Regions from separate parts of the Homo sapiens genome. Here all the other regions are linked to region 4. Evidence: chromatin contacts called from ENCODE Hi-C or POLR2A ChIA-PET data. All regions are on one chromosome and are shown on one strand. The core of a region is the stretch at or near the end of the contact, and the rest is flanking DNA. Distances in the headings are between cores, read along the strand shown.

Region 1 (3,430 bases), core at 651-3,150, 410 kb after region 4:
AGCTTAATAGCATGTAGCAGGTTAGATAGGCATTATTATGTTTTGTTTTGTTTTGTTGGGTTTTTTTTGAGACCGAGTTTCACTCTTTCGCTCAGGCTGGAGTGCAGTGGCACAATCTCAACTCACTGCACCTTCCGCCTTCCAGTTTCAAGCGATTCTCCTGCCTCAGTCTCCCAAATAGCTGGGATTACAGGCACCTGCCACCATGCCCGGCTAATCTTTGCACTTTTAGTAGAGATGGAGTTTCACTGTGTTGGCCAGTCTGGTCTCAAACTCCTGACCTTGTGATCCACCCGCCTCAGCCTCCCAAAGTGCTGGGATTAGAGGTGTGAGCCACCGTGCCCAGCTATTATGGATTTTTATATTAAGTTGCTGCTTGAGAGAAGATAGCTCACTTTCTCAAAGTACAATAAGTGGTTTAATTGAACCAAGTCTGTCTGGCTTCAAGGCCCATTCTTTTTCTGTGTGATACACCTCACTACCTCATCAGTAATGAACTTGTGACATTTGCTAAGGAAAGATGGGACTTCTTGGTGTCATCTCTGATTAATTTCTATATTTTCTCTAGAGAACTATGTACCTGGATGGTGTGTCACATCATCTAGTCTAAATCGTATTTTGACACTACATGAGGATTCCAAGTGATTTTTCTCTTGTACAAACGTACTCTTCCTTATCATAACTTTGGTACCACCATGATAAATAGGTAATAAAGTAGAAGGAATAAATAAAGCTCCCCCAGGCATAGAATCCTTAGATTTGGAAGTGACAGAGGCTTCATATTCCTAATGCAGAAAAGTGCCTGTATCATGGGCCAGTTTCATCCAGTCCTGCTTAAACTCCTTGGAGGATGCACCGTTGTGAACAAATCAAGAAGTCCACAATCAAGATTAGGAAAGGCTAGGTCAGATACAATAACAGACACCCTCAAATTCTCAGTAGCCAAAACAAAGGACTATTTTTTAGTGAAAGACTCCAATTCCCCCACATGGTGGATGGGGCTCCACTTGTGTTCTTTCTCACTCAGGGACCCAGTCTGCTGGAGGAGCCAATATGGAGAATTGCAGGTTGCCTTGGGCAGTGGTGAAAGCATGGCAAAGCTTGCAGTGGTCTTACGGCCTCCGCCAGAAAGTGGTATCTGTCACTGGCCAAAACAAGTCACCTGAGTAAGTCTGACTTCAAGAGGGAAGGGAGGGGCAGCAAGTCTTGACACGCAGTAAAACAGGATACCACAAAGACCTTCTTCCATCAGCTGACCAGCACCTGGTTCTTTCAGAATTCTTCCTACGCTCTAGAGCCAAATCTTTAGTTTGTTAGCTCAGACTCCACAGTGCCCCAAACAAGCTAGGAAACTCTCCTTCCATGTCTTGCCTTTTCCCTCATGAGTTATTCTCTTCTGGCATTCAATTGGTCGACGTTTATTTGAACATCTATATGAAAACTCCACTTTTAAGTGCTGTGGGTAATATAGGGGTGAGTTTCTTTTTAAGTCTTATGCTTCAAAACCCACATATAAATCACTTTTCCCATAAAGCCTTTCTTGATGAATACACCCAATACCAAATGCTCTGAATTCCTTTACTGTCTCAAATGTAACTGCCACCCTATTTAGGACACAATGCTGTTCTACAGCATTCTCTAATGTGTTTTCTGGTTGAATGTTTGTTTCTCTCACTGGATTACAAACTCAGAGTCAAAGCAGCATTTTCTATGACTGCTCTATGACCCCCATTGTCAAAACCTTGCAAAAGACCAGGCACAGAAACATTTAATCCTTTTAAAATTTAAGTGTCTAAAGCAGAAGGAACTGACTCAAATTTCAGGAAGTAGCTGTGAGGATGGGGTGGCAGGAAATGACGAAAACCTGAATACGGAACTGAAGCAGCAGCTCAGTTTCTCACTCCGAAGTGGCAGCAGCCAGAGAGGGAGTCGGTGTGGACGCGAGGAGCCGGGCGCTTAGAACAGAGGCTTGCACAGGTGGAGGTGGGTACTCTGAGCCATGGGACAGTTGGGAAACACAGAGTAAGAGTTGAGGAGGAACCTACCTGGCTCTTAGTCCTTGGTGATGGGCAAGGTCACCACTAGTAGGCTTTTATCCTTTTATGGCCAGAAGGCCTGGTTGTGAGTGGTTGTAGCAAATCAGCATCTGGAGATAGAAACAAAAGGGAGGGGCTTAAACCCAAGGCAAGTGTTTCAGGAGCCATCTAGCACCAACATCAAGCAAAGTGTTGCCTGGTTTCTGCTGACAATCTACAACCCACTCTAAGGCCTGTCTCCCCTAGGTACTGAGCTGGGAGGAGGACCACAGGAGACGAAAACAGTGTCTGCCCTTGAAGAGCATATGGTCTCAGGGAAACAAACCCACACAGGAAATGTAACAGATCAGGAAGTAGTCACTGATGTACACTAGCACTGAGTACCAAGTGCTGATGGAGCCCAAGAGAAGGCATGATTGTTCTGCTGGGGCTAGTTTCTGTGTTCGTAGATCACAGAATCTCAGAATGTCAGAAATCAAGGAGACCACAGATGAGCTACGTTAACCCCTTCATTATTTTCCACTGGGAAAATCAGAGATAATTGCTGATTTGCCAAATTATTAAAGTTAGTATTTCTTAATCGCCTGGTCTGATACCTGGCAAATGAGTACCTACTCTGTTGATGCCCTTGTGATGGTCCCTCAGAGGCTTAGTCACAGAGCTGGGGTGACAGCCAGGGCTTCTGACTCCCAGTCTGTGTACTTTGATGCAGGAGGTCAGCATCGCAACAAGGCCTCACCAGATTACTCTCTGGTTCTCACCTCTAGATAGCACTTCTTACCTTTCTGGTTTCTGGTCAATAGGTCAAGGATATTAGATAAATTGTCTCTATTTCAGAAACTCTTTATTTCAAAAATGGGTGAATGGGAGAGTCAGGCTGAGGCCTCAGAGGAGCCACAGGAAGGAGGATGGGACCATCAGTCCTCATTGCTTCCTTATTGCTCATGACTATTTCAGAAACTTCTCCATTCCAGTTTTCTGTGTGACAGTCCTTTTGTTGTTGCACAGCAGCCCAGGAGCCAGGGGATGAGAAGCAGAGGGGTAGTAAGGATGCAGGTAGTAAGGATGTTTTGCTGTCTCCAACCGCATCAGGGAAAGCCAAGCTGCTTTCAGCCATGACTCCCGGCTGACTCAGTCAATATCTCTCCGGTGTCCCCTTAGCATCTCTTTAACTGATTTACCCAGACTTCCCCTGGGCTGGTTTTTAAGAGGTTGCTCAATGGAGAAGATGGAGCTTTCAAGTGGAAATAGAAAACTGGAGAATCTGAAGGCCTAGGTGGAGACAGGAGAACCCGAGGAGTGGTTGTAAAGGGACTCTTTGGAGACGATGGAGAGCATGGGGAAGGTCTCCAATGGGATGAGGTGTCTGAGGAGGGAAGGATTGCCAGCTAGCA
Region 2 (3,490 bases), core at 991-3,490, 270 kb after region 4:
CCCAGTGGCTTCCTTAACACTGTGAGGGGAAAACTGCCGACTCAAGCCTCAGTAATGGTGGATGCCCTTCCCACCACCAAGCTCAGTTGTCCCAGGTTGGTCGACTTCAGACTGTTGTGCTGGGAGCGAGAATTTCAAGGCAATGGTTCTTAGCTTGCTGGTCTCCGTGGGAGTGGGACCCGCTGAACAAGACCTCTTGGCTCCTTGGTTTCAGACCCCTTTCCAGGGGAGTGAACAGTCTGTCTTGCTGGGGTTTTAGCCACCACTGAGGTACAAAAAGAAACTCGTGCAGCTAGCTCAGTGTCTGCCCAAACAGCTGACCAGTTTTGTGCTTGAAACCCAGGGCCCTGGTGGTTTAGGCACACAGGGAATCTCCTGGTCTGTGGGTTGCAAAAACCATGGGAAAAACGTAGTATCTGGGCCAGATAGCACAGTCCCTCCCTTCCCTTGGCTAGGGGAGGGAGGTCCCCAGCCCCTTGCACTTCCCAGGTGAGGCAATGCCCCACTCTGCTTCTGCTTGCCATCTGTGGGCTGCGCCCATTGTCTAACCAGTCCCAATGAGATGAACTGGGTACCTCAGTTGGAAATGCAGAATCACTGCCTTCTGCATTGCTATTGCTGAGAGCTTCAGACCAGAGCTGTTCCTCTTCAACCATCTTGCCAGATCCCCCTGGCAGAGAATTTAACTCAGTGGTAGAGCATATGTGTTCCATGTAACAGGTTACAAATTCCATTTCTGATATCTCCACTGGCATTTTGTGGGATGTTAGCACTAAATAAATATTTGCTAGATTTAGTTTAATTCAGGTTAGTTGAAGCCACATAAACTATAGGAATTGTGTTGGATTTGATTTCTTTTGCTGGCTGTGCCACAAACTAACTCTAGGTTCTATAGCAAATCACTGGATTTCACTGTATCTCATTTTCCTCATTTGTAAAATAATTTCTGTCCCATTAATAGCTCAGACCATTATGTAAGCTTTATCTTTTCTTCAAAGCACCTTTATTTAATATTCCTATTTAAGAGCATTAATAATTCTTTTTCCTTATATATTATTAAAATTATGTATTAATATGTTATGTATTTGTATATTACTTTCATTATAAATATACTTATTCAGTTAATTATTTTCATTTATAGAATCCTTAATACTTTTCATAATATTTTTCTGTCCTTTATTATTGTATTTTTATTGAGATAAAGATTCTTTAATGTTATCCAAGAATTAATTGGCTACAGAAAAAGTAAGGCCACTTAACCACAGGGCAAAATTAAAACAGGGGCATAAAAAAGATGTGGCAAAAACTTGAATTAATTTATTAGTCTATTTACCTAGGAGCTTTTCAATCAGATTTTTGTTTTAATTAGATAGTACATAGTTAGTAGATCATATGGTGGGACATACACGTTCTGACCTAAAATACAAAGTGGTTTTGTGTGAGTATATGTGAGAATTTCGATTTAAAGGTAAATTTTGTTAACCTGCCTCAAGAACCATGAATTTGTGGGTGACATTATCTAATGTGCATTTTAAGGAAAGTAGGAAGTCTAAGAGTACAACACTATCTTTTGGGATTGACAACAATGAGAATTACCATGCCCTTTCTGATGTATCTTTAGGTAAAACTCTGGCAAAGGTAGCTTCCTGAACTAAAAGGATAAAAGGATTCTTGCTCTAATGTGACGTTTCTTATGGGTTTTTTTTTTTTCCATTGTTATATTCAAGTCAGCACTTGTCCTAGAATATTCCTAGGATATTAGGAAAAAAATACTTTCATTATTATAAAGAATAATCATGGCAATCATAATATTTTTGCGGGTCTCATCATTACTTTTGTGCTATAGTACAAACATTCAGGACATGGATAAGATTAGTGACCTTTATCCAACATTCCACTAAAGTTACATGGCCAATAAATGACAAAATTGTAAATGGAATCTATACTTCTTATTTCTCCTTGTGGCACTCTAATTTATAATAATTTCTCACCCTACTTTCCAGAAAGGAAGAGCCAGAAAAAACTGTCATTTATTTGTTGACTAAATGTTGATTGAACATTTACTATGTGTCAGAACTGTCCTAGAAACTGAGTTTGTATGGGGAGCTAAATGACACGATCTTTGCCCTCCTAAACTTATGAGTAGAAACTGGAACTGAAATACACTATTAATAATGCTTCTCATGCTGACATCTACATTTGCATATTGCAGTTATTTTCACCCAAGTTGTAAAACCAAATCAACCACCTAACTTTGTGCAAGTACAGATATCCAGACTGCCTTTGGAGATTCAAATTCAGTATATTTGAACTAAAGCTTGTGCATAGATGTATTTAAAAAGCTCAACAGGTGATTCTGATGCATAGCAAGTATTAAGACATCCTAGTGTATCAACTTGTAGCCCTTACACTACTTATGTTGTTTTATTTTATCTGGATAACAACCATTTCTAGTAGATATTACTATCCTGTAACCACAAGTTTTACAAATTAAGAAACTAAAGGCAACAAAATCATGTCCCTCATAAATAGCTAAGTTAGATCCAGAAACTGTATCCTCTAACTCCCCAGAGAGAAGTCTCCTTAAAAAAAAAAAAAAGGAAAAAAACTATAGAAAAGTAAACTGGGCTTATCTTTTATGTTAAGGCTGAAGAAAAAGATGAATTACTACACTTTTTCCAAATTGTGACTGATTCTCTCTTCTGGCTTTTGGGAGGCCATGTTGAACTTATTCAGAATGGTAAGAGAAAAGATTTTAATGTAACTAATAGCTATTGTAGAGTCAACTGCTAACAGTTTGATCGTTTTTTCCAAAAACAAATGCCACATGAACTGTGCAGATAACCACACTGAAATGAAACCATGTTGAAATAAGCTCACAATTTTTTAAAATGGATATTCCAGTTTTACATAGCCTACATCAACAATGTGAATATTAAATTAAGGAGAATACTGTTGAAATAAAACTTTAGCTTTTTCTGTTTAGCAAATCTAAGATAAAGACAAATGATAATTTGAGCAGTTTATTCCTAAAAATAACTTTTAAGTTTAAAAGATTACAGTCAGTGTTTTAGACCTATCATGAGAGAAATCCCTATGTTCAGGGTGGATATGATTTAACTCATATAGTCTAACTATCCAAGTAAGAGTAAGCTTTTATTTAATGACCTTTTAGTAAACTTGGAAGTTATAGGATATTTCTGTTTACATTGAGAGATATAAACATGTATGAGTTTTATGTTTTCTTAAGACTGAAAAAATAATTCTTAGTTACATTCATGGTGCTCTCCCTAGAAAAATTTCATCTAATATAGATGTAACACTCTTAAGAATATTTTTTAAGTAATACTTGAACTGAAATTTTACTTTAAGCTTTTCTCCTCAGAATCATTGCATGCACATAATTTAAAGAGTCAAATAGTTCTGTAAGGATCATTAAAACACACACAATCCCTGACCCTCATGCCCACTCCATTTCCCATTTTCCAAA
Region 3 (3,214 bases), core at 550-3,049, 500 kb before region 4:
ATCTTCATTATACTGGTAAACATTTGTCAAAACTCACAGAAGTATACACTAAAAAGTATGAATTTTCTAAATATAGAAAAGCTGTCTGTAAATTACACCTTAATTTTTAAAATGAAAGAAAACATCAAAGCATACATACACGTAAATAGACAACATAGCGAATGAGTAAACCTCATATATAATATTGAGAAAAAAGAAAAATTGAAATGTTTTATGTGAAGATAACTATAAACCTTCTTTAAAGACACAAAAATAGACTTAAACAATGAAAAGGCATCCTTTGTTTCGCTTCCTTTTCTATGTGCTTCAAAACATTCCTTCATAATGGAGATTTCATTGGTTGTGTCGAGGATCAGTACACAGATATTTCAATTTGTACACTATTCTTAACATACACACACAAAAAAGTTTAAAAAGTCATGTATTGTAATTGTTTTTAAAAGTTATTCTAGTGACTTTCCAGCTTAAAATTTGGAGGCAAATTTTCCTTAAGAGGATATGAAGTACCAGTATCTACAATTGTTGAAAAGCTGTTACATATGTCCCACCAATTCACAATTTAATATCATATACATTACATACTCAAATTTTCAATCTTTCACAGCACAGTAGGTTAGACCATGTCAACACCACCTAAAGATATCAGCTCTCTGTAATTTATTAATTTAATGCAATCCCAATAAAAATTCCAAAGAGCTTTTCTTTTTTTTTTTTAAACTGATCATACATCAGAAAAGTTCATAAGGAAAAATAAACAACAAGAATAGCTAGGAAAATAGTGACAAGGAAGCACTCTCTAGGAAGACTAGCCCTGACATTAAAACATACAGCAAAGCCTCTCTAAAGCAGATGAATAAACGGGTCAATGGATGAAAATAGAAGGTCCAGAAATACCCGAACCACATATGAAAGTCTAGTACATGATAAAGCTGGTATCTCAAGTTACTGGGACAGTGACGACCTTTATAATAAATGGTGTTGGGACACTTGATACCCATTTGAAAAAAAATAATTAGATTCACTCCTCAAACCACACACAATAACACACTCCAAATGTATTATAGATCTAAATGTAAAAAATACATCAGTTCAAGTACTAGAAGCAAGCATGAGTGAACTCTTCTATAACTTGGGTGTAGGGAAGAGTATGACTAAAAGTCATATATTAAAATATGACTAAAAGTCTAGACGTCATAAAATAAAAGACTGGTAAGTCTTGCCACACAAAATTTAAAATATTTGCATGGCAAAGAGAAACAAAAGCCCCCCATAAGCAAACTCAAAAAACAAAAAATAAATTGGGAGGACATATTCATAACACATATCACGAATAAAGGACTCATATCCTTTCAAACTTTATAAAGAACTTTTAAATTTTAAGGGAAAAAAAAAAAAAACCACCAGAAATGCTAAGGAAAAAGAAGCAGCACGCATCCCCCTCTTCCGGAACAGGGAAGTCAGTGTAGTCGGCGCCCCCTAGAAGAGAGGGTTGTGCGTGGCGTGGGGTCTCTGCGCCCGCTCGGGCTGCTGGGTCTTGCGGGCCCCAGGCTCAGCCCTGCTGTCCCCTTCCCGCACCCGTCCCCCGCGCTCCTCACCATACTCCGGGAGGAAGAGCGCCGGGAGGCCTTCCGCGCCCCACGGTTCCCGGCCGGCAGCACGCTCCCCGCCTCCCGATCTCGTCCGGCTCTGGAAGTAACACCTGCAACTCCGTGCATAAGTTCTCTGGGGGTCGGAGCCCCTGGACTCAGAGCAGCGGCAGGAAGGGGGCCTGGCGCAGCCATCCTCAGCTCGCTGGGACTGCAGTTGCGCCCCACCCAACAGGCTTGTGCCTCGAACTTCTTTTCTCTGAAAACCGCTTCCGTCAAAGATTGAGGCCTCGAGTTTGCGAACAGCTGCCTCAGGATTGTGTCGCCCTTTGGGACAGACGTTACTGCCAGACAAATCCTGGGTCAAAATCCTGAGGTCTGCAATTTTATTAGTTATGTAGCCTCAGTCAATAGCATCTGTACAGTGGGCACAGCCATAACTATTTCATGTTATTATAATGAAGATTAAATGAGATAAAGTCTGTAGAATGCCTGGCACATTAAAACACAGGAATCAGTATTCCTTTCCTTTTCTGTTGGGCATCCCACTCCTTTCCCCCCAATTCTCCCTACACACCCATATTTAGAAAAATACACTGGGTTCTCTCCTGTGCTCCCTAAGCCAGGGCTGGAGTCAGGTTCCCCTCTGGCCCAACAGGGCATTATTTAATTCAATCAACGCGTATTGAAGGCCTTTGATATGCCTGGCACTGTGTTAAGATTATAAAGATGAATTAGACACAGATCCCCTCTCTTTGGAGTGAGGGGTGAAGTAGGAGGTGGAGAAATAAAACATAGATTAATACTGTTACCTGGTGTATCACGAAAAGTCCTGGCAGTATACAGATGGTATACTCAAAATTAATAATTGAAGATAATTTAATAAAGAAATTATTTACACAGGTGTGGGCAAAGGGTTAAGGAAACCATTGAGAGATGGTGAAGTAGCCTCCTCCCCTTACCATCTAGGCTGAAGGGGCAAGGGAGGGGGCATCTCCTGAACTTGGTAAGAGCTATACCAAGTGCCAGCAGGTAGAACCCATGACTGCTTTCGGAAGACAGCCAGGGGAGTATAAGCATCCCAAGTACTCTCTCCGTGTGCCTTCCAATCTCGTGCTGGTACCTCCCACTGCAGAACCCAATGAGTAATCAGAGAATGGAGCTGATGTGGTACTTAGAGGTCAGCCCTCAGTACCACCTCCAAGGCAGAGAGCAGGGTAAAAGGTTTTGGTATCGTATTTGCATTGAGATACATATAAAGTATTAGGATAACAGAAATCAGTGGTTCGTTGTAATTTAGAGACAAGATTGGAGAAAAGTTTCTATAGTAGTGGCATTTCAGTAAGACCTTGCATGATGAGTAGGGGACTTTCTAAGAGGAAAATCAGGTGAAGAATGAGAATGAGGTGTGTCTCTCTCTCCCTCTCTCTCTTCAGAGTTCCCTTTTTCATCATCTGTCATGCAGAGAGCAGCGATGGGGGTGGATTACACAGAACAAAGATCACATGAATGAAAGCATAGACTGTGCTTTGGAAAATCTTGTAGTCTGGTGTGACTGAACCCTAGGGACTTGGTGGTGAGGAAGGAGCACAAAGTATGCAAAGTGGCATGAGCAATCGCTAACGGCC
Region 4 (3,174 bases), core at 401-2,900:
TTTTCCTCTGGATTTTACAATCACAGATTTTGCTGTTGTTTGAAAGGGTTCATTTGATTTTCTTATTGTGACATATGATCAATTACCCACCTATCAGAGCACAGGGGAAGTAACTCATATTTCACTTAATTTTCATGTTTCCTTCTTTTCCTTGTACTCAGCAGTCCAAATATAAGACAGGCTAAATTGAAAGGCTAGCTATCAAAATATTTGGAGTAGTATTCCCCAAACTTTCATCATTCTAGCTACTAGTACCACTTCATACTCATGTAAAATCTGTTTCATTATTTATATAGTATTTTTATAACATACTTTAAGTAAATCTATTTAGAAAAAAATCTTTGTGTTAATACTAAATTAGAAAGCAGTATCATTTTCCATAAACAGATCAGTAAAAATAACATATCACACTGCACTTTGGAGTCATAGAGACCTGTGTTCAAACCCTGCTCCACTACTTAATGCCTGTGTGTTCTTGGGGCAGTTATTTAACCTCTCTGAGCTTTGGCTTCCTCACAGAAGTAATACTAAATATCTCATAGGCATGTCATGACGGTTAAATAACATGGCATATATATGGTGCTTAGCACAGATCCTGGCAATAGTAGGCTCTTAAAAAACAAGTTGTTTTATTGTTTTCCCTTCCATAGCACTTCTTTAATCTACTTATTTCAGTTCCTATTTAGAGCAGCCTCCTCCAATGCTGTAACGTAGAATGATATTAAAAGGAGTAAAGAGAGATGAATGGTGAGGCAGGCAGCAGAAATGAGGGGGTGATATGGTGTCATGGAATTCTCTTATTCTCCAACTTAGCTAGAGTTGCTGGACTGTAAGGGACCTCAAAACTCATCATTCCAGTCTCTCACTCAAGCAAGGACCCCTTCAGTGTCATGACAGATGCGTGTCTAGCCTGTGCTTTCTTACTTGTCAGGTTGGGAAATTCACTATTAGAAAAGAGAGTTAACAGAAAAATGTCTTTTTTATAAATAATCCCCAAACTACTGCCACTCACTCCTCCAATCCATAAGTACCAGCTACTTGTCTCTGTCCTGTTTTCTAGAACTACCAGAACATATTATTTTATCCTTTTATATAAACCCTTCCAAATAGCTGAAAGCTGATTTTGTAAATTTTATTAATAGTCTCTCCTCTCAGCTAAATACTACAGTGTTCTCAACTGCCCCTCATGTCGATAGTCTCTAGGACCCTCACCCATTGGCAGCTCTGCCACCAGCACCCTTCTCCCTGAGTCAGTCAACCTACCTCCTAGCAGAGAAGGCTCTCAGGGCAGAACAGGCAGTGAACAAGATCACTTTTGTTAAAGAGTCAGAGATTGAATTAGCCTTTCAACAGTTGCAGGGGGTTGCTGACCACGGCTTTTTTTTTTTTCACATGTCAAGTCATATCGCAACCCCCTTGCCCCATCTTGTTTGTGTGACAGGCCAGCAGTCAGCCAATCAAAATTCCTCTGACTCCCACATATGTCATCAGAGCCAAGGGTGGAGTGGGGCCAACCGTGATGGTGGTCAACAGTGTTGTCCTTGGCTGACCAGAGGCCGAGCCCAGTGGAGAAGATCAGTTCCTTGTGTTTGGTGAGGAGGAAGTTGCTGAGGTTACTTCAGAAACTGCTTTCTGTGTGGGGCTGCTTCCTCCACTGCCTCATTCTCCAACGCTCTCAGGACTGAAGAGGCCAAGGCTGCAAGTAGAAGCAACCAGAGGAGGACAGGCTACACACAGTAGCTGGTGTGTGTGGGTGTGGAAGTTGACCTCACCAAACTTCACCAGAGAGAGTCCCCTGAGGACCACACAGTCAGGATCTACTCCATGTGCCAGAGCCAGAAACCCGTGGGAGTCTAGAAACATCTGAACATTTAGCTGAGTTTTCCAATTTCAGCCATCTGTTTGTTGTTATATGGAAGTGGCCTCCTGCGGCCAGTGGTCAAGTCTAAAAGCACTCTAGGAGGCGGTGCTGATGGTAGTTCTAATACAGAATAGTTTCCACAAATAATTAGAGCAGCATTATTTATTGAAACGTTAATTAGTGTTTGTTTTCTAAGCTTTCTTGATGCAAGGGGGAAAGCAGAAGAGATACAAGTTCAAAGGTTCATCCAGACTTTTGTGAAAGCCCATGGAAGAGATGATACCGGTGGCTTAGAGGTGAAAAGAGAGGAAGAGAGTGCTTTTGAAGTGCAAGAAGAAGGGAGGGCAGGGGATGGTTGTCTGGGTCCTGTGAGCAGTAGAAACCCAACTGCCCCTCCATCAGTGCTCCCGAGGGGGTAGCAACCTCAGGTGTGATGGCTCATGCCTAGAAAGGCAGCATGCTTTGCTCATGGGGCCCAGCATCAGTAGATATTCTCATTCCCCACTGTGGCATGGGGGCAGGGAGCTGCCGGACTTCACAGACCACTATGGGCTCAGATAGTAAGGGTGCCAATGGCAACCAGGACAGACTAGGGACTTGAGGCCCTTCCATCATTTTCCAGTTACCAGGTGAACTTCTTGAATTCTGACTGGGCTGCAGGAAAGGAAGGAGACTCCTGCATGACCCAGTTACAGTCTCTTTTTCAACTGGCAGGATTGAGGCTCACCAGTGGGATTAAGTTGAGTTAAAGGAAATTTTCAAAGTGATGATTTCATATATACTTGGATTCATGGACAGAAATTCATATCCTATGCATAATATAATCTATGTGAGAAGGGCCAGGATTTCACCGTAAACACAGTTCCTGAATTATTCTTAATTTAGAAGTGATGCAGCTCAGGACTGGGTTGTCTTCTTACTCCCAGCCCTGCTGCACAATTGCCAATAAAGGAGGATTGTCAACCACAGCCCCCAGGACTTGACACTCCCCTTTAATTAAACCCTGCTGGGTCCATAGTTCCCTGACATCACCTGAGAGTGAACATAAGACATTTGCAATAAATTTTTATTTTTACTGCTACTGTAAATTGTATTTTTAAAACCCTTCCTCCTTAAAGCAGAAACATGTATCAACCATTATATGAATAAAAAGACACGCCAAAGATTGGGGAAAAAATATTTGCAAAAGATATATCTGATAAAGGGCTGGTATCCAAAATACACAATGAACTCTTATAACTCAAAGATAAAAGAACAAACAGCCCAATTTAATAAGGAGCAAAAGATCTGAACATATACCTCACCAAAGAAGG

The links. Hi-C counts contacts between places; a loop is a spot of excess contacts on that map. ChIA-PET counts read pairs that join two places held with the same protein, here RNA polymerase II (POLR2A). Pooled maps may share reads with other maps.
Region 1: a loop to region 4 is called in a map of GM12878, with 2.4 times the contacts of the local background. The contact joins the promoter of HCLS1 here to the enhancer-like site in region 4. A Hi-C loop is called at or near these places in 1 of 168 maps with a recorded cell type or tissue (GM12878), 5 of 37 single-sample maps with no recorded cell type and 9 of 50 pooled maps. POLR2A ChIA-PET finds 5 or more read pairs at or near these places in 2 of 52 experiments (activated CD4-positive, alpha-beta T cell and activated CD4-positive, alpha-beta memory T cell).
Region 2: a pooled map shows a loop between it and region 4 (4-fold over the local background). The contact joins two enhancer-like sites. A Hi-C loop is called at or near these places in 4 of 37 single-sample maps with no recorded cell type and 4 of 50 pooled maps. POLR2A ChIA-PET finds 5 or more read pairs at or near these places in 1 of 52 experiments (OCI-LY7).
Region 3: a loop to region 4 is called in a map with no recorded cell type, with 2.6 times the contacts of the local background. The contact joins the promoter of PARP15 here to the enhancer-like site in region 4. A Hi-C loop is called at or near these places in 3 of 37 single-sample maps with no recorded cell type and 2 of 50 pooled maps.

Annotation. Positions count from the first base shown.
Region 1 is chr3:121,659,373-121,662,802 of GRCh38, reverse strand. It overlaps HCLS1 (hematopoietic cell-specific Lyn substrate 1), which reads left to right and starts at 1,900. Exons shown (of 14, transcript NM_005335.6): 1 at 1,900-1,983. RefSeq lists enhancers at 1,628-1,677, 1,868-2,057.
Region 2 is chr3:121,808,166-121,811,655 of GRCh38, reverse strand. It overlaps IQCB1 (IQ motif containing B1), which reads left to right. Exons shown (of 15, transcript NM_001023570.4): 6 at 2,647-2,740. Among named protein-coding and RNA genes, the nearest start is that of IQCB1, 25 kb to the left of the region's middle. Within about 2 kb of position 2,240, at least 3 of the 41 ENCODE cell types and tissues checked have a DNase peak (open chromatin) inside an H3K27ac peak, as active enhancers do; they include OCI-LY7, where a contact is called at or near this core.
Region 3 is chr3:122,576,235-122,579,448 of GRCh38, reverse strand. It overlaps PARP15 (poly(ADP-ribose) polymerase family member 15), which reads right to left and starts at 1,799. Exons shown (of 12, transcript NM_001113523.3): 1 at 1,596-1,799. The coding sequence starts at 1,781. RefSeq lists a silencer at 1,443-1,492 and an enhancer at 1,553-1,832.
Region 4 is chr3:122,073,312-122,076,485 of GRCh38, reverse strand. The region is part of intron 1 of CD86 (CD86 molecule); the gene reads right to left. Among named protein-coding and RNA genes, the nearest start is that of CD86, 20 kb to the right of the region's middle. RefSeq lists an enhancer at 1,451-1,790. Within about 2 kb of position 1,650, at least 9 of the 41 ENCODE cell types and tissues checked have a DNase peak (open chromatin) inside an H3K27ac peak, as active enhancers do; they include GM12878 and OCI-LY7, where a contact is called at or near this core.